Linked DNA regions of Homo sapiens: regions 1 and 3 are each linked to region 2. Evidence: chromatin loops called from intact Hi-C (ENCODE). Cell type or tissue: adrenal gland. All regions are shown on one strand. Region 1 overlaps TSHZ3-AS1 (TSHZ3 antisense RNA 1). Region 2 holds the start of ZNF536-AS1 (ZNF536 antisense RNA 1). Region 3 has its middle 120 kb from the start of LINC01782.

The links. Hi-C counts contacts between places; a loop is a spot of excess contacts. Peaks named below come from ENCODE experiments on the same cell type or tissue, not always from the same donor. Only the 100,000 strongest peaks of a DNase experiment are listed, where the experiment ranks them.
Region 1: it touches region 2 in a loop (2.9-fold over the local background); 27 of 110 quality-filtered maps call a loop at or near these places.
Region 3: a loop joins it to region 2, with 6 times the contacts of the local background. A loop is called at or near these places in 94 of 110 quality-filtered maps.

What each region holds. Positions count from the first base shown.
Region 1 is chr19:31,354,183-31,362,182 of GRCh38, forward strand. All of the region lies in intron 1 of TSHZ3-AS1 (TSHZ3 antisense RNA 1), which reads left to right. Among named protein-coding and RNA genes, the nearest start is that of TSHZ3, 8.7 kb to the left of the region's middle. RefSeq lists an enhancer at 405-1,048. In adrenal gland, a CTCF peak has its summit at 3,026; a DNase peak (open chromatin) is centred at 3,042; H3K27me3 peaks cover 2,788 bases.
Region 2 is chr19:30,666,081-30,674,080 of GRCh38, forward strand. ZNF536-AS1 (ZNF536 antisense RNA 1) reads right to left here and starts at 4,126. Exons shown (of 2, transcript XR_007067216.1): 1 at 2,501-4,126. It also overlaps a transcript of ZNF536 not described here. In adrenal gland, CTCF peaks have their summits at 421 (motif pointing right), 629 and 3,534 (motif pointing right); DNase peaks (open chromatin) are centred at 377 and 3,531; H3K27ac peaks cover 743 bases.
Region 3 is chr19:32,220,134-32,228,133 of GRCh38, forward strand. No RefSeq gene overlaps it. Among named protein-coding and RNA genes, the nearest start is that of LINC01782, 120 kb to the left of the region's middle. RefSeq lists a silencer at 4,701-4,760. In adrenal gland, a CTCF peak has its summit at 4,682 (motif pointing left); a DNase peak (open chromatin) is centred at 4,658; H3K4me3 peaks cover 360 bases; H3K27me3 peaks cover 1,788 bases.

The DNA.
Region 1 (8,000 bases), 690 kb after region 2:
TTCAAAGCTACCATTACAAGATGAGGAGCTAGAGTGGGCTCAGGTCCCAGGCACCCAGGGCTTAAGCCTTGATGTTGGAGAGGTTCTCGGAGGGAGGCTTGGGCCACCTGGAGGGACTGGGCACTCTGAGTAGTACCCTCTGGGAGGCTGTACCCCCTTTCAAAGTGTGAGGGCATTTGCCCAAGGTGTAGGCTTTTAGGGAGCCCAGGGCTGGGCAGCACCAGGGGAGAGAGGCACCAGGTGGGTGCCCTCCTGCCTGCACTCACCTGGAATGCTGGCATATGGGTTTTTCGCCTTCCTCACGCCTCCCCACACCACATTCTGGGCTAGGCAGTGTCGAGGAGGTGCCTTGGGTTCAGGGAAGCTTGCCACCTGCACACCTGAACCAGGAATTGGGCCCCGGAATCTCAGCCCCTGCCCAAGCAGGAAGGATAGGGACCCTGGCCCTCGCCAGGTGGTAAATTGTTTGCTAAAAGTGCATTTACACGGCGGCGAAGTTTGTTTCTCTTTTACCGGTAGCTTTGTTTTAACGAACCAGATGTTTTGTCTGTAAATTCTCCCAAGAACTTTTCCAGTTTTGACGTGAAATAAACCTTCGAAAATCAGAAGAGTATATTAATACCACTTCTGTGGGGCCTCAGGAGAGCTGAGTCAGGTGTGCCTGGATGGGAGCTGGGGGTGGGAGTACAATCTTTGGAGAGAAGTAGGGGGCTTCTCTTGGCCCAAGGTCAAGAATTGGTTTGGGGGAGGTGAAGTGCCTCCCCGACTCCCAAAACAGGCGCACACACACGCATTGTCACACCAGAGTACGCACTCCCAGCCCTCCTCCAACCAGGCATAGCTTGCTACTTCGTAAATTTCTTGTGGCTTGGGGCACAGAGATGTAGCTCAACTTTGCAGACTGTGTCCACTGCATGCCGCTGCCGTTTTCCACGAGGACCGCCTGACTGAAAGGCAAAGGGGCCTTCGATCTTCTTCCCGGGGCAGCTTTGATGCCTGAGTGTGCGGGGCCGGGGCCGGGGCCAGGGCAGAGCAGGGTGGAAGCTGGTGCCCCTGTCTGGCCCACCCTTAACTCCTGGGCACCACTCGATTCGGGAGAACTTGGGGTGGAAGCCGACCTGGTCTAGGAAGCCACAGCCTGCAGGTCCCCCTCTCCAATGCCTCATTTTTTCCGATTTAGGATTTCCAGGCAGTTATAAACACCTTAAAAAAAAAGACCCACTTAACAATACACCTAAAAGAGGGAGGGAAGGAAGGAAGGAGTACGGTTATCACAGGCGTGTGGGGAGAGGGAAACCAGGTCTGCCTAGAAACCCACCTTCTGGTCCTGTGAGTCATAGCGGCCACTTTCTCGGGTTTCCCAAGACAGGAGATGGCGATTTTCTGCTCCCTCCCCTCTCCCCAAGCTTTCCAGTGCTCTGAGTCTCACATCTTCAGATACCTCTTTCTTCCTTCATTCTCTTTCGTTCAATCATCTACGGAACTTTCAAAAACTTTTTTTTTAGGAGAGCGAAGATTAAATAAAGAAAATAAAACGTCTTTGTATTTCAGTCTAAGGAGGACAGATGCACATTAAACTCAGTTTGGAGCGCTTAACTCCAGGCGAAATGCCCTTTTATCAAATCCCACGCGTCGACTTGGGTTGCGCTGGGAATTTCACGAATTCCTCGCTGCAGCGTGGCGTGGTTTACCCCCACCCCCACCGCCACCCCACTTTGGGTGAAATGGATTTTTGGAAACCATTTAAGCAGAGCTAAAAATAAGGGTGGGGGGATCCCTACACTAGAGATAGCTGCAGCCACCTAGGGGCTCACCCCTGGTCGGGAGCGAGCAGCTATTTGCTAGTTGTAGCTCAGGGGTGCCCAACTCTTCCCGTGTGGTTGCGCCAGCTGCCCCGCACTGCAGGTATCTGAATCATTACGTGGGCAACCTGATGCGGCTCTGAACCCCAGCTCTTTGAATGCTGGAATCCTGAAGGAGGAGGATTCCACCAGGTCTTAGCCGACCAGATAGCCCAGCTTTCTGAGGCTGGTGACCTCATTAACTGGCCAGGGAATTTGCAAGACCAGGAATAATCACGTTTCCCAGTTCTTCTTTCCTACATTGCTTTTCTCCTCTGTCTTCAACGTTAGGGTTTTGTGTTTGTCCCTAAATTTACAATTTACAAACGGGGAAGACGGAGCCTAAGTTTCTGCAGGGCAGGTACAAAAGAGAGGGACAACACTCTGGGGGCCTCATTCTTTCACGTTTTTGTTTCTTGAAATTTGATGGATATCACCTTAGTTCGGCAATAGGAGGGCCAGGGTGACTGGGGACATGGTGGCCCGAAGGGTTAGATAATATAGCATGCAGGTAGTCTCTGATCTCCAGGGCTTTGATAACACCAAGATTTTCCTCCTTTGCAGAGCAGTCCTAAATTCTGCCTTCTCCCTTTTCTGCCGCCTCTTCTCTTTTCCCCATTTCTTTCTTCGTTTCTTTTTCTGTTTTCTTTTTGTGTGCCTCTCTTCCAACAGTCCCTCCTCCACCTTTATAAGACTTCTCAAAGGTTATTTATTTAAGGTCTACCAAGTGCTAGCCCCAAACAGGTCCAGTCCTTCTACCTGTGGCAAGACGGAGGCTGTTACCGCGTGCAAATAGTGAGGGAACAAAGTAGTTTGGAGTTTTTTGCAGCTTTTTTAGGTGAGGGGAAGGGAGGGAGGTCAGAAATAGGTTGACACTTGGTTTGAAATAAAAGAGCATGTTAAGAAGTTTCGAAGCTGCCAATAAAACCCTTTAAGTGGCTTGTGATTCAGTGCCTGGAGTTGCGGGGATGGCATTGGTAAATGACTCTAATGCCCAAAGAAAAATATTACAAATGCCGCTGTCTCGGCCACCAATCGGGCGCCGCTTTCCTGCGCGGGCGATGGCTCCTCTCTGGCGCGGAGGGCACCCACATTTGCATGATAAATTGACCAGACTGGCGGCAGCCAATGAAATATTCAAATTAGGCTGGGTGGCGGTAGTAGGGGTGGAGTCCCTGGGGCTGCCCCTTGGCGCGGCGGCGGGAGCGGGCGCTACCACCTCTCCGTCAGCGCCCTCTGGAGGCGGGACAGCGCGGGCGGCCGCTCTGGCCCAAAAGACGAGATGGGGGGTTGGGGGTTTGGGATGCAAGGGGGTTTGGGAGGGGTGATGGTGGGGTCTGGGTGGTGCTTCGCGGCCCCAGGAGGCTTTCCGGCTGGCCTCGTTGACTAGGCGTACAGCAGCGTCTCCGCATGCCTCTTGCCCTTAAAAGTGTTGATGGATTGCAGAAGTGGATGGTGACCCCAAGGAGGGGTTTCAGAAAGGCTCCAGCCTCCTTCGCCCAACCACCTTCTCTAGGTTCCCCTAACAAACCCATCACTTAAGTTAAAAACGTGTATTTGCTCTTGTTGACTTAGCTTTAAGACAAGATTCTTGCCCACCGCAGACCACATGGCCAGCTTTCCCAAAGGCCCTCTGATAATGAAATGGTGGAGCAGATATATCAAACTTTCCATCTTGCCCTGAGCCAACGACCCTGCACCCTCACAGGCCAGGGCACTCTGGAGGGCACCCTGCCTGGAGCCCCAAACCTTGGGTAAGCTGTGGGAGCCTAGGCAGGGGCAGGCAGTGCCTGGAGGCTGGCTTCAGACGGCAGAACTTCTCACCTGGGAAAATGCTTTCTGGAAGAAGCACCCAGGCCTCAAGGCAGCTCCAGTGAGGGGGCAAAAAGGGATATACATAAGGCATAAGGCGCTGGCCATGGTTAGGTAGGTGCTCAGCCAGGAAGATAGGGCAGATTCACATGGGGGAGATTGGCTCGGTGATGAGACCACTTCTGACTCCACCAGAACCAGGCCCAGCTCTTCCTGGAGGTCCTGACTCAACGGGGACTTTTGCATGGGAGCCAAAGAACAGTGGATGTCTCTTGTCCGCTGATCATCTCTTCCCTTCCCCCACCCCATATTCCATCCCATGCCAGATCCCTAGGCTGTGCCTGTTAGAGCTACTGTAGCACCACATGGACTTGCCTTTAAAGCAGAATTTTTAGAAGTGCAGTTGCTTTTCTTTACTCTGCTGTGGGATGCTGAACACCTTGTTCTTTCTCCAGCTCAGCAGGGCTTGGAGTTGGTTCCTAGCTATCTCTGGGAATGCTCGATCCCCATCTCTGTTACCAGCCAAAAGGGTCTGCGGGAGGTGGTCGGCACTCCAGTCAGCAGCCCTCTCAGTACCTCTTCCCCAGACATAGTCAAAGCAAGTCATTCATCTGCAGCCAGTCTCCCCTGCCCATTCACCAAGGAGAACCTGGGGATAGGACCACTCAGAGCCTGGCCCAGGCTGGCTCACTAACTGTGTGTAAATACACACAGCGGAAAGAGTAGGTGCTGAACACACATGTGTGAGAGAGTGAATTTTTACTCTCAATCACCTTATATATATTATCAATAGTTTCAAAGTATGTTGCCCAAAGGATGTTAATTCCTAAGAAGGCTTTTATATCGTTTGGAGTTTTGAGGAGTGTGTTGGCTGAAGAGAAGAGGGTCTGGCCCCAGTCTTGATGGGAATGCATGGGGTAAACAGCTGGTGGCAGAGGTACAAAAGGGGCCTCTCTACTTTCTAAGAGAATCTTCCATCCTGGCTGATTTTAGGACCTGGGGTGGGGTTCCCATCAGGAGGAGGCCTAAGGAAGGAGTAGGACCCTTCCTAGATGGCTGAGTCAACTTATACGACAGGGCAGGGAAACCTATCTTGGAAACCCGGGAGCCCTCCTTCCTCCTCCCCATCCTCAGGCCTCACCTGAGACTTGAAAATGGACCAGAGTCTTCCTCCAACAGTGAAATTCGTTAAAGAGTCACTCCTGTCTAGAATGTGCAGAAATGCAAGCCTCTCTCTTTCTCTCTCTCTCTCTTTCTCCACCTTGAGGATGCTGTATCTAGAGCCCATATAGGGACAAGAAGGTAAGCAGTGAAAGCAGGAAAGAAGTAGAAGGCTGGCTGTCATCCAGCTGTGCATACAGTCCTATCTCAGCTGAACTGTGCACGGTGAATGAGGAAGTAAATGACAGGTGAAGGACCAAGAGAGTGAAGCTAGTCAGTTTATCTGAGGAGATAGGTATCAGTGAGTAACTGTAAGGATCACACCCACAGTGGGTGTGCCCCGCAGATGGATATATGTGCAGCAAGCGGTACCTTGCGGGGGAATGCAAGCTCCAACTGTGGTGCTGAGCCTCTGGCCCATAAGTAACCCAGTGAGCCTGAGCAGGTCACTCCCTCTCTTTGAACCTTGTCTCCATCTCTAAAACAGGACAGCTTTCTCCATCTTAAACACCAAGTAGGAATTCATTGTGGAAACCTTCCATCAAAATTGGAGATGCCTTGGATGGACCCTGTGGTGGCTCATGCCTGTAATCCCAGCACTTTGGGAGGCTGCGGCAGGCAGATCACTTGAGTCCAGGAGTTTGAGACCAGCCTGGGTGACATGACAAAACCCTCTCTCCACAAAAAATACAAAAATTAGCTGGGCATGGTGGCATGCACCTGTAATCTCAGCTACTTGGGAGGCTGAGGCAGGAGGATCGCTTGAGCCTGGGAGGTTGAGGCTGTAGTGAGCCGAGATAGTGCCACTGCACTCCAGTCTGGGCAACAGAGTGAGACCCTGTCTCAAAAAAACAAAAAATAGAGAAATAGAGATGCCCCTTGAACCCATGGGTTTTTGGGACTACATTCTGGAAGCTTTCAGAGTCAGACCAGAGTTTGAAAGAGGCATTGTGTCACTAGCCGTGTGCCCGTGGGCAAGTCACAGTAGAGTCTACTTCCCACGGCACTTGTGAGACTCATCTGGGATTATGTGTGTCCATGCCTTGGCAGAGAGCTTGGTGAAGAATGTTAGTTGTCCAATAAATGGTACCCCATTAAGTTGGTGTGCAGGGTGGCCACAGGGCCAGACCACCCTGAAAATAAAGGCTTATATTTGGGCTGAGCCTGGATGCACCTGAGATTACAAGCAGGTGCTTAGAATGTGGTGAAAAAGAAAGACAGGAGAGAATGGCTGAAGGCAGCATGCAGTCCACCTGACTTTCTGGGAAGATTGGGCATTTGCAGGGCTGATAAGTCAGGTTCTTCCGGGCCTTTCTGTGAGCTCATTAGAGGAAGGGGTCTGGTGACTGATATTTCTATTTTCCCTGTTAGTAGCGACTGGAATTTGCACCATCCAGGTCAGATGGAAAATAGAAGGCGGGAAAATCTGACAGTCTCATTGATTTGCTCTCTTTGCCATCACCACTCTTGAGAGGAAGAAATGTGACTTCAAACTTGCAATTAGGAACCAGCCTGCTAAGGAGTCCTCTCGTGAGCTCCTGTGCTATGCGGAGCACAGGCCCATCTCATCTCATTTCCTAAGGAGGTAGGTTCATTCATGGTTTCAGCAGGAGCAGGCAGTGCAAACGTGTGACACCCGCCCGCAAATAACTGCCAGAAAGGCCGTCCAATGCTTCCTTCACATTTTTGGTCAGATCTCTGAAAAGATGGCCATTCTCCCAATGTTTTAAAAGTATTAACTTCCTTTCAAACATCCTTTAACCTTTAATGTTTTGTAACTTGATGAAAAGGTCATTTTGTGCTGAGGATGCAGTTGTTCCGGAATTGTTCAGCTAACGGGGTGAATTCCAACCAAATCCAGAATTATTTAATGGGATCCAACGCCCCGGCCACACGCACAATAAGTGAATATTTTCCCATATATGTCTGTGTACAGGTACATGTACTTGTGCATATGTATTTACATATTTGTATCTATGCATGCACATATACTCATTGGGACTTGGATTCAATGGACATTTTTAGCCTTCTCACAAAATGACTTATCCTTTGCAGGAAAATAGATATTAAACTTACTCTTTTGAACACATTTTGCTAAATATTTGATGGCAATTATTTATGGTGCACTGTACTTATTCCTGATTTCTTACAGAAGGGGTTGGGTCAATTTCTAATTCAACATTTCATTGCTGTCTCTACAATAAATGCCTCCAGAAGCTTAGGAGAATTGAGAGGTTTTTTTCCTCTCTCTTCTTTCACAGTGTGAGCTTTTTAACTGTCACTGGCTAGAGCAGTCCTTCTTCACTTTTACCTTCCTTAGCTGATGTATTCTTGGAAACAGATGGCTGAGCATGTTAGATTTATATTTAAAATAAGAGTAGAGTTAATAGGCTCAAATAAGAGCAGGAAGGTATTTTCTACAAGGAAACTGCATGAAGTTTATGCCTGGACTCTGGAAGATGTGTTAATACTTTTACTTATTCAAGAGGCATTGGGTTGTGGTCTGCTATGTTTCTTGCTCTGATGACTGAGTTTTTAAGATAAAGGCTCTCCGGGCAAATAAGGAACAGTTGGATAGAGTAGCTCACCTTAAGTCTCTATAGACTCATGTAGAGAACAAATCTGATCTAAACTGTGTAAAAAAATGAGTAAGAGAACTCTATAAGATTAACACTCTTATTAAACTTAAAAGAGAAAATTGGTACTTTTTTTTTTTTTCTTAGACAGAGACTTGCTCTGCTGCTCAGGGTGAAGCACAGTGGCACAATGTCGGCTCACTGCACTCACCTCTGCCTCCTGGGTTCAAGCGTTTCTTCTGCCTCAGCTTCCCGAATAGCTGGGATTGCAGGCATGCACCACCACACCCAGCTAATTTTTGTACTTTTAGTACAGACAGGGTTTCAACAGGTTGGCCAGGATGGTCTCGAACTCCTAACTTCAAGTGATCCACCTGCCTCAGCTTCCCAAAGTTCTGGGATTACAGGGCACCAAAAATTGGCACTTTTAAAAGGAGACAAGTTTTACTTAAAAGCAAAAGCCTTTAACAGGCCTTTGGCTGGATTAAATGATAATGAAGCGAAGCAAAGCTTGTGACCACTCTGTAGAGCCATCCAGATAGTCTCTCTTTGGGGCCAGATCCTCTAGAATGCATGATTTAGGGTCATTCATTGCACATTCCTGGCTTCA
Region 2 (8,000 bases):
CACCAAGTTTGTTGCTTTAGGGTTGATCTAGACAGAAGGTGCCTATCTGCAGACATGCCACAGACATGCGTGTGCATGCTCGCTTGCTGATCACGGCTCACCTGGTCTCCCAGGAGGTTCTGAGCTTAGGCCCAGCCCTCCCAGCAGCAGGTGCACTGCCTCCCAGTCTCCCATCACTCAGGATGCTTGAGCTGCTTCTCATCTTTGATGAGGTGGCTCAGGCCCTGCTGCTGGGTTCCTTCTCACATCAGAAGCTGGCCGGGTCCGACACGTTCCCTCCTGTCCGCTCTTCTTTTCTCCCTCCCTTTCCCTGCCTCCTCCCTCCCTTCCACTCCCTCCTCTCTTTTCTCCCCTCTCCTCCCATCCTCTGCTGGGGATCCCGGCAGGCACTGGCTGCACTCACGTCCTTCCACCAGTAGATGGCGGCCTCTGCACAGAAGTGGAACCCACATTTCTATTACTGTTTAGGCTTTGAGAGGGGGCTTTCTGAGCCTCAAGGTGGGGTGTTCTAGGAACAGCTCCGGGCTCTGGGGGTAGCAGAATCCTCAGAAGCCCACACATGGGGTAAGGCGGGAGCTGGAAACCTCGCGGATCTAGTTTCCCTTGCCTCAGAGCTGGGACCCAGAAATACCTTTTAATTGCTTTATTTGTTTTCTCTGTGTGTATATATATAATATAAATATACACACAAAATATATATATTCAAAAATATATATGTAAAATATATGTATGTGTATATATGTGTGTGTGTGTATATATATATATATATGTATGTATGTATGTATGCATATTTTAAAAGACTTATTCACATTGAAAATCCAGGATATTTTACAGAGCATATCAGGCAATTTCTGGAAAAGTCAGAAGTTGTGGTAACCCTGGGCTCATGTCTCCTGGGCCACAGGGGAAGGTGCTGAGTATCGCCTGACCCTTGGGGCAGCTGTTCTCAGGCCTACCTTGGTGTAAGCTCTTGCCCTACCCAATTTTCCCAGGAATGCAAACTGTGCTGTAAGCTGGGCCCTCTTGTCTAAACTAACCTCGTTAGCATCTCGCAGTAGCACAGCACCGAGGACTAATGACTGAACACATGCTGTGTGCTGTAGACCTCCCGAGCACCAGGTACTGTCTCCATCTGAATTCATTTACACGCCTGAACAGGTGTAATTATCCCCAGCTTACAGAAGGGGAAACTGAGGCTCAGAGGAGCAATCGCCTGTCCCAGTAGCAGAACAGGGGTGACTTGCACACAGGCTTGCCTGGTGGAAAAGCTGGGTTAGTGCCTGGTTGGCCCTTGGGTGCAGGGAGGGGGCACCTGCACCCTCCCACGCTATCAGCCTCTCCCTCTGTGTGCGTTAGCTGCTTTCTGTGTCCATCCGGGAGGCCTCCCCCATGCCGAAGCTGCCTGTGAGTGGGAAGGTGGGTGGTTAGGAGACCTGAAATGCCGAAGTGTCCCCAATGGCCTGGATCAAGGTTAATTGAAGGGACTGACCATGACTGTGTATAAAACAATGTCAGAAGACTCTCTCAGCTAGAGTTTTTTCTAGCTTTTTTTTTTTTTTTAATTAATGAGAAGTGAGGTAATCTCACCTTTTCAGATTCCCAGAGTAAATGAAGACCTACCTGCTCTGGAAGCCCAGAGCATGTCAGGTTGTCTTGGATATAGAGTACATGAACAGCTCCCAGCCTATTTACTACAGTACTAGATAACAATAGCAGAGCAGTAGTGTTAGTATACACTCAGCATGTCCTGAGTGCTTGCAATGTGCTAAGAACTATGCTGTGAAGGTCAAACCCTATAAGGTATACATTGTTATTAGCCTCATTTCATCGATGGGGAAACGCAGGCTCAGAGAGGTTAAGTAACTTGTCTAAGGTCACACAGCTGGTAATTGGCAGGGCTAGATTTGAAGCCAGGTCCTCAGGGCACTATCCTTTCAAGGAATTCTATCGAAATGGCATGTAATTGGCTCTAAAATAACTGGAGTGCCCTTCAGAAGTGCTAACTGCTCCAAGTTATCTGGATTCTTCTTGGATGTTAAATGTAATATTAGAAAAAAAATTTTTAGTTCATGATGATGGTCTTGGCCACATTTTCTCTCTCTCCAGGAAATAAATTTTTGCAAAATTAAGATATTTATTTGCCCTGGAGACTCTACACCATGTAGAGATTCCACAGTGGGGGCTCCTGACCTTGAGTTTGAGGGGAGGGGGTGTGATTGACTTTCTTTTGCTTGCTAGGACAGGTCCTGCATCCCTGGGCCAATCAGGGGCCCCTTCTAGAATTTTCTGCCTAATACACTGCTAACCCTGTCCCAGGCCAGGCTACAGTTGCTTCCTGGTGTGTCTGAGTTTTTGTGTGGGGGCGCCTTCTGGGAGCTTAAAAGCTCAGGATCTTGGCGGCCAATTTGAGGGTCCCTGCAGTCCCAAAGGACACTGAGGAGGGACCCTTGTTATGCCTCTCCCAGGTACCCGTGAAGATGGAGCCACCAAAGTTTGTTACCTTAGAGTTGACCCAGATCTGTGGTGAGGGGAAGTCGGCTCCAGCCTCTGCGCTGCCTCTCTCTGCTGATGGCTCCCTGGGGGCTCGGTGTAGGTCTCCTCTATAAGGCGGGTCATATTTGCCACACCCACTTCGAGGCCATGTGAAGGGGCCGCGTGGGAGGTGCCCAGTTCTTGGCTGGTGGAAAAGTCGTTTGTTGCTGTGATCACAGGAGCTCCCAACTCATTCCACCTTCTCTAAGCCAGCTCCGATTCCTGAGGACCACCTGTGTGCCCAAGCCTGGTTGGGGCGTTTCTGGTTAATTAGGAAAGGGATCCCATACCCCAAATGCCCAGAAGAAGGAGCCAGAGGTTTAGAAGGGCCAGGCCACGGAGGAGCAGCTCAGCGAGGGTGGTCTCTGAGTGGGCAGCGGGGGCAAGGGTTGTCGGGGGACCCCCTCACACGCCTGGGTGCATTGTGCTCATGGTGGCCCCTGCCCCTGGAACTATGAATGTGGCAGTCCTGGAGGCTTCCTAGAGCCCAGCTAGATCATTCCTGGAGGGAAGGGGACAGCAGGAGCAATTGTCCCAATGCCACAGTGGGGCGATGCACAGGCGGCTGGCGCTCCCTGTCTGTTTTTGGAGAGGAAATGACACGACCTGCAGCTGGGTAGACTGCCTCTTGTCTGGTCGGGTCTCCTCCATTTCTGTTCCTCACGCGCTTCCCTAAACTGGGCATCTGGCAGGCTCAGCCGGGCAGACGTGTTCCAAGGACCACTGGCATTTGTGATGGCTGAGTCCTGTGCCTGCGGGAGGGGCGGCCCCCATCCCTCACACACTCCCTTTAGGCGGTGCCTGGCCGTGGTCAGCTTCCCCGGGGACTCAGCCTCGGTGTCCAGCCTGATGAAGAAAGAAGGGACAGGCTCCTGGAGAGTAGGGGACTGCCAGGCCACTTCCGCAGGCAGGCGGAGGGGTCCCTTGGCCTCCCTGTCCTCAGCCCCGGAGAATCCCACTCTCCTGCTGCGGGGACCTGAACTTCGGGAATCCCGAGATGGCCGCAAGAGGGCGCCCGATCCTCGCAGAAGGACAAGGCTCCACTTTCCCTAAAACCTGAAAGAAGCTTGCAGGGGGGCTGCGTGGGGTAGAGGGCACCAACTGACAAACACCCAATTTTGCTGTCTCTCAGGGTGTTCGGAGCAAGTATGGAAATAAAAACTGTTCCTATTGTTGGAAAAAATTAAAGGAGAAAAGACCTCAGGTTAACCGCTTTGTTCAATGACGTATTCATTGTGGCAATGTGCACGAATAGAGCGTCTGCTGAGTGCTAGGCTGGAGGAGTTCTATGAACTAGGGCGGACTGGATTGTTCCTGCTTCTACAGGAGGGAAGAGAACGAAGTGGGCAAAAGAGCTGAGCCCAGAGTCACACAGACTCACGCCTGCATCTGCCTCTCTCCAAAGCAGCTTTTCCCTTTCCCCTCATCCTGCCCAGGTGGGAGAGGGCGGGCCCGGGACTCACGGGCTTCTTAGCCTCTGGCGCAGCATGGCGTCTTGTGGCTAGGTGCCAGAAGCTGGCGGAAGGAGGGGTACGTGGGAGGCTTAGTGCAATGGGGGAACGAATTCCTGAGGCTCCTCTCTCCTCCCCATCCCGCCCATCCCTAGGGCCCAGCCTCAGGCTTCCTCTGAGACTCCTCCCCTCCTGCGCCGCTTCTCATTCGCTTAGTGCACTGGGATCAGCATGCCTGAGTTCGAATCCCGTCTTTTGCCCTCATTCGCTGAGTGGCCTTGGAAAACTGTGGCATTCATTTGGGCTGGGTGTTCTGCCTGTGAAATCCGTGGTCACGATGACTGCACCTGTGTAGGACGATCCTATAGATCAGATGAGAAAATCCATGCCAGGAAGGCTGTCTGTGGGATGCCCGGCCCATGGCAAGCACCTACTCAACACGGGCTGTTAATATAGTCCTTGTCATCGTTGTCTTCTCGGCCTTGCCAGGTTGGACACTGAGCTCCCCCGCAGACGGGTCTCGGGGAATGAACTGTTCACTACGAAGTCCAAAGAGAGTTTCATTTGGTTTTGTTGGGGGAGGCATTTCCCAGGCTCTTCCTCGTGGAGTCTGAGAACAGAGACAGAGGCCTTCCTTCCCCAGAGACGCCTTTCCGGACTGGCCCCTTGGTGCCTCTGTTGCCCACGCCCTTCAGGCAGGTTCTGAAGGCAGGAGCCATTCCCGGGTCCATCCCTTCAGCCCGGGAGCCTGGCTCTCTGCTGTATCCCTGCCAGGCTGTAACAGCGAGAGCACAGAGAAGGTACTCTGTCCACTCTATCAAATGGATGAATGATTGCCCATTTCATGGCCAAGAACATTCTGCTGCTCTATCCAGGCTCCTCTCCCCACCCCATTCTGCCCATCCCTAGGGCCCAGCCTCAGGCTTCCCCTGAGACTCCTCCCCTCCCCTTCTCTTTCTCATTCAATCATTCTTTCATTTTCCCGTTCACTCAATGCACGCACGTGCTTCTGCATGTGAGGCTCACCACAAGCCCTAGAGGAACAAGGATGAATGCATCATTATCCTATCTGCCAGAGGATCGCCATGGTGCAGGCCCACAGGTACCTAGGGGGTATAACTCAGCATGGGTGTTGCCCTTAGGCAAATCATCAATGACCCATGTTCAGGCTTGACATTGGGGAAGGGGTCATGTGTCCAGTCTGAAATCTGGAGGAAATTGTTAGGTGCCCGTGACATAGTTGGGGGCTTCCCAGCCAAAGGAGTAGCATGTGATGATCACTGGAAAGGTTGGCCCAGCCGGGGAGCTGAAGGGTCTGTCCTAGAGCAAATGCAGAGGGTGTGGAAGCAGTGACCAGGGACAGGCCTGGAGAGAGACTGTGGCCAGGTCACGGAGGCCTTGTCAACTCAGCAGAGATGATGGCGGCTTCATCCAAGTGACTCTGGGGCTTCAGGGGTGCAGAGCAGGAAGAACTGAGGGAGAAGGAGAAGGGGAAGCGGGGCAGGGGTGGAGGCCCCAGGTGCTGAGAGGGCACAGCCTCACTGGAGGGAGGTGGCTCTTCCTCAGTGACCAGAGGTGAGGAGGAGGCGGGCAGTCTGCAGTGACATGGGGATATGTCTAACTAGTGTTTATAGCACCTGCGCTATCTCAGGAAGCACTAGGTATAAATAGATACTCAGCAGACATTTGTTCAGTGACGAACAAACAGCCTCAACTTGGGTGGTTGCAATTTCAAAATGCATTCTTCCGACCCTGGGAGGCTGCCAAGATCCTTGCTTGGCAAGATCCCTGAGAATGTCCTTCTAGTCCTGGTACAGCTGGAAGGATCTCTGGGAGGGTCTGTGGCCATTGGACTTGAGGCATCAAGACAGGCCCATCATCTACCCAGGAGTTCTTTTCTCAGTAGGACTTTACGGAGCGTGGTCACCGCCCTGGGACCCGGCCCACTCAGCCAAGGCTATGTCACTCACTGGGGCCGTCCAGGCCTTCACTTGGGTCACCCGATTCCCATCTCAACGTTTCTTTTTCCTTGCTATAATATTTTATTCAAAACAAGATAGATTACTTGGCCAGAGAAACTGAACCCAGACAGACAGAAAATAGCTTCCCCTTTTATTCTGCAATTCAGAACTTCTTACAAATGATCTGCCAGTTGGGGTGCCCCATCCCCTGGAGGAGTCTGTGTGTGCAGAGGGGCCATAATTGTGCTGATGTTATAGAGACTTAAGTGACCACCCCAGGGCTGCCGTTGCTCAGGTGTGTTTCTGGCATTCCCAAGTTGGTACCCTTACATGCAATATTTTACATTAGAATGCATGCGTTTGAAATAGCGAATTGGTGAACATGTAAACCAGATGCTAAGAGGGCTTTGAGAGCTAGCCTGGGCACCCAATTACAAAAGGGGCATTATTTCCACAGCAAAGCATATTTCAGGGTCCATACAGCAAACAAGGTCAAATCTGAAAGATGGGGTCTGCAAACCTCCATCTTCTTTGTAGTGATGTTTTAATCCCATTCCTCTCCAATCCTAGCTCAAGAATCTGTTAGTAAGAGCATGGGGGAGAATGATGAGAAGCCTGGTTTAAAAAACAAACACATCAAATTCTCTGCTACCACTTATGAGTTCTGTGACTTTAGTCCTTTGCTTGGAATCTTCCAGAATCATACCCTAAGATAAGGATTTAGGCACAGGCAGTTTTTTGGGAGGAGGGAGAGAAGATCCCAGGAAGTACAAGGAGGGAGTGGGGGGAGCAGATGTAGGCGTGTTTTGAAGCAGGTGATCCCTGTGGGAAATGGAGTCTTATTCCTGCTGGGACCCTCCGAGGAACTATGTGGACAACCTCAAGAAAGCTGCGGTGTTTATAAGCCAGCCCCTATCCTGTCTTGGTTGAGTGTATTCCTGGGGTGTTCACCCTTTGGCCCTTTAATCCAATAAGAGCCCATGACTGGAGAACCCCCTTGGCCAGAAAGCCCCATATGCTTTGGCATATGTGGAAACAGCCTGCAGGAGATGGCCCAGGGGAATGGGTGAGGACTCCAGTGCCCCTGTCACATGAGAATCGAGCCTCTCCGAGCCTCCGTTTCCTCATCTGCACTGTCAGCTGTTCCAGCCCGCCTAGGACCCTTCCAGGGTGATCTGTATGATCTGTGTGACCTATGAGACATGAAATAGTGACAGATCTGAGCAGAAGCCAAGCACAGCGCCTGGCCCTTCAGGGGCACACATGACATCACTGTTGTTTCATCACTTTTCTGCTTGGTCTTCCTCTGCCTAGATTCCAATATGAATTTTTTCAGTTCATCTTCAAATCTCTGCTCTCCTCTCCCTGGGGGAAATCTTCATTGCTCCACGCTGGGGTCCTGAACCCACTGAAAACATTCTCTCTGTGTCTGAGAAGCTGACTCAGATTTTCCTTTTGTAGACGGGTCTCCCGCCCTGTGCCTGCCACGGGACTGGCACATACATCGCCCGCACAGCACCATGGCCCTGGCCACCCAGGCACATCTTAAATAAAAGCAATAGTAAAAGAGTCAAGCCAACCAGCCACAGCCACCCTTTTCTCCTCCTGTGGCTGAAGCCTGCAGTGCCCCTAAGCCTGCTATCTCGTCACCTCTTCCTGCCTCTGGGGCACACATCCCAACCTAACTCTCACATGCGTGCCCACCACCCCAAACCGTGCACGGACGCACGTCCCGATGTCAGGTTCCCCATGTTTATAGGTAAAATATTACTGGTGACCGACACACAGCCTTTTTCTCCTACGTTGTCATTTTATGTTAATTGAATGCTAGTGTTAATCTAATAGAGTTTAGATTTATGTTGGGTTCTGTAGCGAGTCATATTTTAATCAATACACATTCCAACATTTAGATGGACAGATGAGAAAAGCAGCTTCATCTCCGCACTTGGGTTCCATCAGCTGTCAATAATTCCCCATTTGAATCCTTCAGATGGTCAGATTTATGGGTTTGAGTATATTGCATTCATCACAGAAATTAACTTTTGGTGGAACTGAT
Region 3 (8,000 bases), 1.6 Mb after region 2:
CTTGCCCATAGGTCAGAGGAACAAGAGTGGTCCACAGGTGCTGCACAAAGACCTCCGTTCTGAGGTCTGTACTATCTGGCTCAAGCTGTGCTCAAACTTTGTCCCCAGCTTCTTGGGAGATCCACAGGCAACTGGGGTTAGACAAGACCTCTAATTCAGAACTCAAGCCTCAGCTGCTGGAGACAATGTACTTTCACAAGTCAGGGGATGGGCCACCAGCCAGGGGCACAGATGGGACACATTGCTATACTGGAGTGATGCTTCATCTTTGCAACAGGACACACCCAACCCTAGGCTAGGGGAGAATTTTCTCCAGAGGAAACCCAGGAATTACTAATTATCATTACTTGTTTTTATACTTTTTTTTTTTTTTTCTGAGACAGAGTCTCGCTCTGTCACCCAGGCTGGAGTGCAATGGCGAGATCTCCACTCACTGCAAGCTCCGCCTCCCGGGTTCACGCCATTCACCTGCCTCAGCCTCCCAAGTAGCTGGGACTACAGGCACCTGCCACCACGCCCGGCTAATTTTTTGTATTTTTAGTAGAGATGGGGTTTCTTCGTGTTAGCCAGGATGGTCTCGATCTCCTGACCTCATGATCCGCCCACCTCAGCCTCCCAAAGTCCTGGGATTAGAGGCGTGAGTCACTGCGCCCGGCCTCTACAATATTATTGTAAATAGATGACCCAAAATGTGGGCAGGTTTTTCCAAGGGGTTTCTGCTCTGACAGCCTTCTAGAATACCCCTCCCAGCCTGGCCACACACCTGGGGCCTCTGAACCCTGGCAAGGCAGGGAATGTTCAGGACTGGGAACTCTGTTGATTTTATTTCTATTTTAATAGTCTGAGCATTGCCACCTTTGTATATTACATTTTCTAATTTTGTAATTCTATGGCTAAGAAACTGTGGTTACACCTGTGGCTGTCCCCATGGCAGAAGGCAAGCCAGGGCGGCAAAGATACAGACTTTCCCCCTTCAGGCCCCAGCCTGCAGCTCGCATCTCAGCTAAATTGCCACTGGTTCCCGGCCTCTCTCTGTCTTCCAGCCAGTCCTGTTTCTTCACCTTCACGGAACACGATCGGGCCGGGTTTCTCTTCTCTCCAATGTTACTTCAACTTCTCGTCATAAAATGGAATGATTCCAGTGTTTATGCTGTTAGCTACATTTATCTTTAAGAGCAAGATGTTGAGTTTAGCTTTAATGATGAAAAAAGCCTTTCAAAGGATAACTCATTGAAACTCATTATGCACTATAAGGCCACTATTTAAAGATTCGGTAATTCCAGTGATGATCTTTTTAAAGCAGATTTATAGCAGAAAATAGTTACATTCTTTGACTTCAGTTATAATTTTCTATTTTGTAATTTAATACTCCTTTAGTTTATATTTGCACATTAAAAATATAGCATCTAAAAGTCCATCATTAAATACTTTTAATAAGTGCAATAAATAAGTTTTACAGTGTGCATAAATCTAAAAACAAAACCCAACATAAATTGTTAATCTTACACTTTTTCTCATTAATTGCAATACATAAACATATGTTTTATACAAAGATATTTGCTACGAAATAAGTATAATAAATACAGTTTACCACATGTATTAATCTTAATAGTTACAAACTGTTAATCTTATATATTAGGTAATAATTTGCAATAAATAATTGTTTATTATCTTGATGTTTGCTTGTCTTGGGTTCTAGCAATATGCAATAAAGAAATGCAATTTTGAATAATTTGATTGTAAGACTGCTGGGAAAATACTGTATGTTATAATTAGCTGGGAGAGGATTCTAGTCACAAAAGCAAGCATGGAGACAGGGTTCAATAACCCAAACATACGTTATTGAGTCCATAAATAATTTTAAAAGTTAAGTTCAGTTTCAAACAAAACAGAATTTTTTAACCTTAAATGCAATTAAAGAAACATTTCACATTCTTTAGTGCTTTCATTATTATACATTCAAAAGGAGATGAAGAAAGCTGGAAGCCCCATCAAAACTGCCAGCCTCCAAGCTGAGACGGGAACATGGCTGCCTTTGGGAGAAAGAGTGGCCTGACAGCTCATGCCCATCAGCCAAGGGCTCCCCTTGGCCTGGAATACACCCTCCGGAACAGCCAGCAGGTGCACCCACAAACGCAGCACCCTCCATACCTCACCTTCAAGCTGGCACTTGCTGAACTGCACACACATTTTTCTAAGAGAGGTTGTCACCTATACTGAGCTTAATAGAAATTGTTAATCTTATATGTAAAGGTAATAATTTGTCATAAATAATTGTTCATTATCTGGGCCTTTGCTTGTCTTGGAGTTGAGCTGTATGCAATAAAGCAGTGCAATTTTGAGTAATTCGATTGTAAGGCTGCTGGGGAAACATGGTGGATTGTAATGAGCCTAGGAAGGGTCCCGTGGGCCAGAGACCCCAAAGAACCAACCTACCAGCTCTGGCACATGCAAAGCCCAGGTCCTCACCAGCAATTGCACAGGTTCTTTAAATAGTCTCTCCAAGACAGAGAGTGAACCAGTTTCCCCTTCTCATGTTTCTGCCAGAGTAAACATCACTTAGAGGAAACCAGTCCTAGACGAAGTGAACCTCGGTCCCTGGGAAAGGCTGAGGTGGCCCCAGGGCAATTTAGTCCCACCAAGCCGGCTGATTGGCACCAAAGGCTCACCTGTCTGCCTGGAACAGGTAGGGCCAGGGGGTCACTTCCTCCAAAGTGACCCTGACACTGCTCCCGGCAGCAGCAGCATCCTGGCACATCCCTGCAGGCAGAGAGCTAGAGCAGTCCTGGCTAAGAGGTGGCTGTGAGGCCAGGGAGCAAGGACCCTGTGCACTTTGGCTTCCTAGAATCCCACGGGCACAAAGACCCACTTCAAGGAAACCTCCCCCAAGCTGGGAAAGGAAGGGAGGGAGGGTGGGAAGGAAGAAGGGAGGGAAGGAAAAAGAGAAGGAAATAAAGAAGAAGGGAAGGAGGAGGAGAAAGACAGAGGAAGAATGAATTTTAAAAAAAGAGAAAGAAAGAGAAAAGAGGAGGAGAAAGGGAGGGAAAGAGAGAGGAAGAATGAATGAAAAAAAGAGAAAGAAAGTGAGAAAGAGAGAAAAGAGGGGGAGGAAGGGAGAGAAGAGAGAAAGAAAGCAAGGAAGGAGGGAGGGAGGAAGGATGGAGGAAAACAGAAAGAAGAGCAAGGGAGGAGAGAGGGAAGGAAGAAGGGAAGAAAAAAGAGAGAAAAAGGAAAGAAGGAAGGAGGAAGGGATTAAAGGAGGGTAGAAGGAAGGATAGAGGGAAGGAGGGAGGGAAGCGGGAAGGAAGGAGAAAAAAAGGGAGAGGAAGAAAGAGAGGATGGAAGGAAGGAAGGAAAAAGAAAGAAAGAAGGGAGAATCCTAGATCCATTATAACCATGAACAGCTCTTCCTAATATAAAGATGATCAGCACCCCACAAAAACACACACATACATGCCCTGACGTGCATCCAATGACATGAGTCTCCATATCAAAGCCCACTTGCAGTGTGTTCCTGGCAGTCGCTGCGGTTTGTGGTTTTAATATCTCGCTTCTTCTACGCTCCTGGCACCTGCTAGAGTGGGCCTGGCTTCCCCTCTTTAGGCACAGCTCACACCGGGAGGGTAAGCCCCCAGCCTGCTCTCTGCCTAGGCTGGGCACGGCACAGTCCACAGCCTGGGAGGGAGCCGTTCATCAGGGTGACATAACGGTTCAGTTCCAGAAGAAAGTTCCTGCCTAGGGCTGAGCTTCAGGCAGGGTAGGTTCCCAGGAGCAAGTGCTGTGAGCCTGAGGCCCCAGGCGTCTGAAGACACCACAGGTCTCCCCCTCGTCTCCTCCATCCCAGCAAGCACCTGCGGTCCAATCGCGCTAAGCCAGGGGCCCTGCTTTCAGCCGGGTTGGAAAGGGATAGAAGCTCCCCCATCTCCTGCCCTTTTCTAAAGACAGGCAGCTCCAGCAAAACCCTCAGCCCTCAGGCGTCCCTTTCGTGGGGTCCCCGCCCCTGTTCTGGAAATGAGACCCCAGGTCCCAGGATGCAGCTGGCATCGCAGGGGAAGGGACTTGCCCCCACCCTCCACCCGCTACCATGACCCGGGAGAGGCCTTCCCGAGGGTCTGAAGGTCCGCAGAGCCCTGCCCCACCCTAGTCCAACAAGGGGACCGCGTTTTAGGGACATCCCTGGATTGTCAAGAAACGCTGGCTCATCCGGACCCCCGGGGAGCGCAGCATGAACCCAGGAGCACCCTGACACCCCGAAAACAGGGAACCTGGGGCCCTTCTCAAACTCAAGGGGAAGGAAAGGGAGCCTGCCAAGTTCTGCTTCTGCGAGGCAGCTGCCACCAAAACCCGCTCCGAGGGCCCCGCCGGGCCGCCCTGGCAGCTGGAAAAGCGCATTCCTGCTCGCCCGAGGATGCAGAAGGCAACCGAGTCCCCGGGCGGCGGCGGGGCAACTGCGGAAATCACGCAGCCAGATGAAGCTCATAAATTTCCCCTATGAACAATTGTTTTCATTTCCCTCCCATGCCACTAGATATTATAAGTGGAAAGCAAAACACAAGTAAATATGTTCATTCCGCTCTTGCGATCGGTGATAAACCGGAGGCGGCCGAGGCCGACAGAGGTCAGCAGGCCGCTCGCCACGGGTCTGCGAGCGGACACTGCCACCCTCCGGCCGCGCGCGGGACTGCACCGGCCCCACCGCCCGGCTCTCCCGCCCGCTCGCTGCCCGCCAATGTTCGCTTTGCGCCCTTCGCTCAATGTGCGTGCAAATTACAGGGACATTCGAAAGGACAGAGAGCTCCCATATTTAAAATAATCATTTTTGTTCATCATAACCTCTCTTCCAGAGATAACCGCTCTTATTAACGTTTTCGTACAATTATCTCCAGTCTTTATGTGCATTCTACGATGTCTTCTGTGTACCTATGAAATACAAAGCTTTTCCTACAATATTAAACCTTGATTTCCTAGGTATCACTTAAACGAAAGTTATTGTCACACAAGATAGCCTCACAGATATCTTTTTAGGGGCTGTGTAATATTTCAACTTGGGACTGCACCAAAAGTTACTGAACCATCTCCCAATTGCTCATTTAAAGAGTTTCTAATGTTTTCATCCTTGTGCATAATGCTATAACTGAAACCTCTATTCAGAAACTTTTGTTTATATTGTTAAGATCCATCAATAAAGGCAGAATTATTAAATGAAAAGAAATTAACTTTTTTTTTAATGGATTCTGGCTCCATGCCCCAGGCTGGAGTGCAGTGGAGCAATCTCGGCTCACTGCAACATTCGCCTCCCTGGCTCAAGCAATTCCCCTGCCTCAGCCCCCTCAGTAGCTGGGACTACAGGCACGCACCACCACACCCGACTAATTTTTGTATTGTTAGTAGAGACGGGGTTTCACTGTGTTAGCCAGGTTGGTCTCGAACTCCTGACCTCAGGTGATCTGCCCATCTCAGTCTCCCAAAGTGCTCGGATTACAGGTGTGAGCCACTGCGCCCAGCTGAGAATTAACATTTTTAAAGCTCTTAGTAGCATTACTATTTTCTAGATGTATAATACCTATGTGGAGAATATTATTTAAAATGATGAGTGAATATAAAATAGTGCTCAAATGAGTGGTCAGAAAAACTGTATCACCAACATATCAGTCCCCACTCATCTCATCTTTCACTTGAATGCAAGGCCAATAAAAATTCCATCAAAGCTTTTTTGATATTTTGTCACATTGATTCCAAATTCCATGTGAAAGAGTAAATAAGGAAAAATCTCCAAAAAACATGTTTGTGAAAAAAGAGAGGAGACTTCCTCAACAAAGATATTAACATATATCACAGAAAGCTACAATAATTTAAACAGTGAAGCACAAAATAGAGAGCACAAAAGGGAGCAAATAGGCAATAACTTACATTTTAACATAAAGCCATTTTATATCAGTGGGAAAAGGATGGCTGATTGATGAAGTTATAGGTACAATCTGCCACTCATTCAGAAAACAAGAAAAGTTAGTGTCCTACCTCATACCACATATTCAAATGAATGCTATAAGGATTAAAGATTTAAATTTTTAAGTGAAACTATAAAAGTGATATTTACATATATGGTAATAGAGAAGTTCTAAGTCCAATTGCAAAGGCAGAAGCTAAAAACTTTAAAATGCCCAGATTTGAGGTGCACAAATTTAAAATACCCACATGTGAAAAATATAATTTTGAAATTGAAAGGTAAACCAACACTAGGAGAAAAAAACACTTTCAATATACATAACAGAAAGAAGGTTAATGCCCCAGGTGTGTAGAGCTTTCTCACAAATGAAGAACAGACAAATACTTCAATAGAATTGGGGACATGAATAGCAATTCACCAAAAGAAATACAAATGATAGACATATAAAAGATGTTTAGTCTTATTAATAATCAAAAGACATGCAAATTAAAACAAAAATGAGAAAATTTTGTCCCTATATTGATAAACACAAAAACAATGATTGTATTGTCAAGGATGGATAAACGAATCCTTTCAACACCACAGGTGATAGGGTAAATCAGGTAACTGGTAAACTTTATAAAGGGTAATTTCACAATATGATCAAAATTCTTACAACACGTGACCCAAAGATTCTACTTCCAAAGGAATCTATCATGGGTATGTACAAAGATTCACCTGTAAGATTGTTCATTGCTATCAGAAACAAACCAAATGTCCAACAATAGGCAACCAGATTTTACATAGATTATATAATATCATAAGATAATACAATCAAGTCCTCAATAGTAATGTTGTAGAAATTAACATTTAAGGATGTCTTAACATTTAATATTCAAGAAGGTCTCATAAAATACTGCTTTATAGCAAAAAGCAAGTTACATTGTAACCATGCTTTCTACACACATAGGAAAAAAAAACCTATAAGGTATTCCTTTAAATAATAATAATGGCAGGTGGACTACAAGTAATTTTTAATATTCTTTTGGCTGCTTTAATATTCTTTTTTCTTTATATATTTAACAATTTTTTATCAATTGTTTAGAAGAAAAATAGTTTTAGTGGTTTTCTAGAAATATTGTATTTTACGTTCCCACCAGCATTACTTGAGAGTGTTTGTTCAGGCCAGGCAAAGGGGGCTCATGCCTGTAATCCCAGCACTGTGGGAGGCCAAAGCGGGAGGATCACATGAGGCCAGGAGTTCGAGACCAGCCTCCATTCTACCAAAAAAAAAGTAAAGAAAAAAAAAGACAATGCTCATTCATTTGCTCATTTTTTAAATCCAATACTCTCAAAACACACATTCAGAGCAAAGCACGTTCAAGCCTGGCAACAGCTGTAAACAAGACAAAGCCCTGCCCTTGTAGAGCAGTCGATAAGCTCCACGGTTAGGAAAACTGAAAAGGAACAAACCAAGAAAGCAGCCCCGTGGGGATGTTCCATGGCCTGCTGTGGAGGGAAGCAGGGCGAGGGTCACCGACCGGCTGGGGAAGGAGCTATGCTAGGGAGGGGTTCCGGGAGGGCCACTCAGAGGAGGTGACGGTGAGGAGACCTGAGTGTGGTGAGCAGCGAGTCACCTGTGAATCTGGGACAAGCATTTCCCCGCAGAGGGAACAGCCGAGGCGAAGGCCCGAGGAGGGGAGGGGCTTGGTGTGCCTGCGGAACAGTTGCGCGGAGCCCCGTGTGGCTGAAAAGGAGAAGGCGAAGGAGAGGCGTAGGGGAGGGGACAGGTGGCAAGAGCCCAGAGAACCTTCTGGGGCACAGGAGGGAGTGTGGATTTTCTTTTGTGTATGATGGGAGCCGTTGGAGACTTTGTGCGTGAGAGCGACGAGACCTGATTTCATTTTCCCAGGATATCGCCAGCTCCCGGTTGAGAATGGAACCCAGTGTGCCAGAACTGCAGCAGGGAGGCCGATTCAGGAGGTCACTGCACGAGCTGTGCCTGGCCTGGAGTGGCCTGGTGCGGGGAACCTGGCGGCACTGGCGGTTCACACTTGCTAACTGAGTAAGCAAC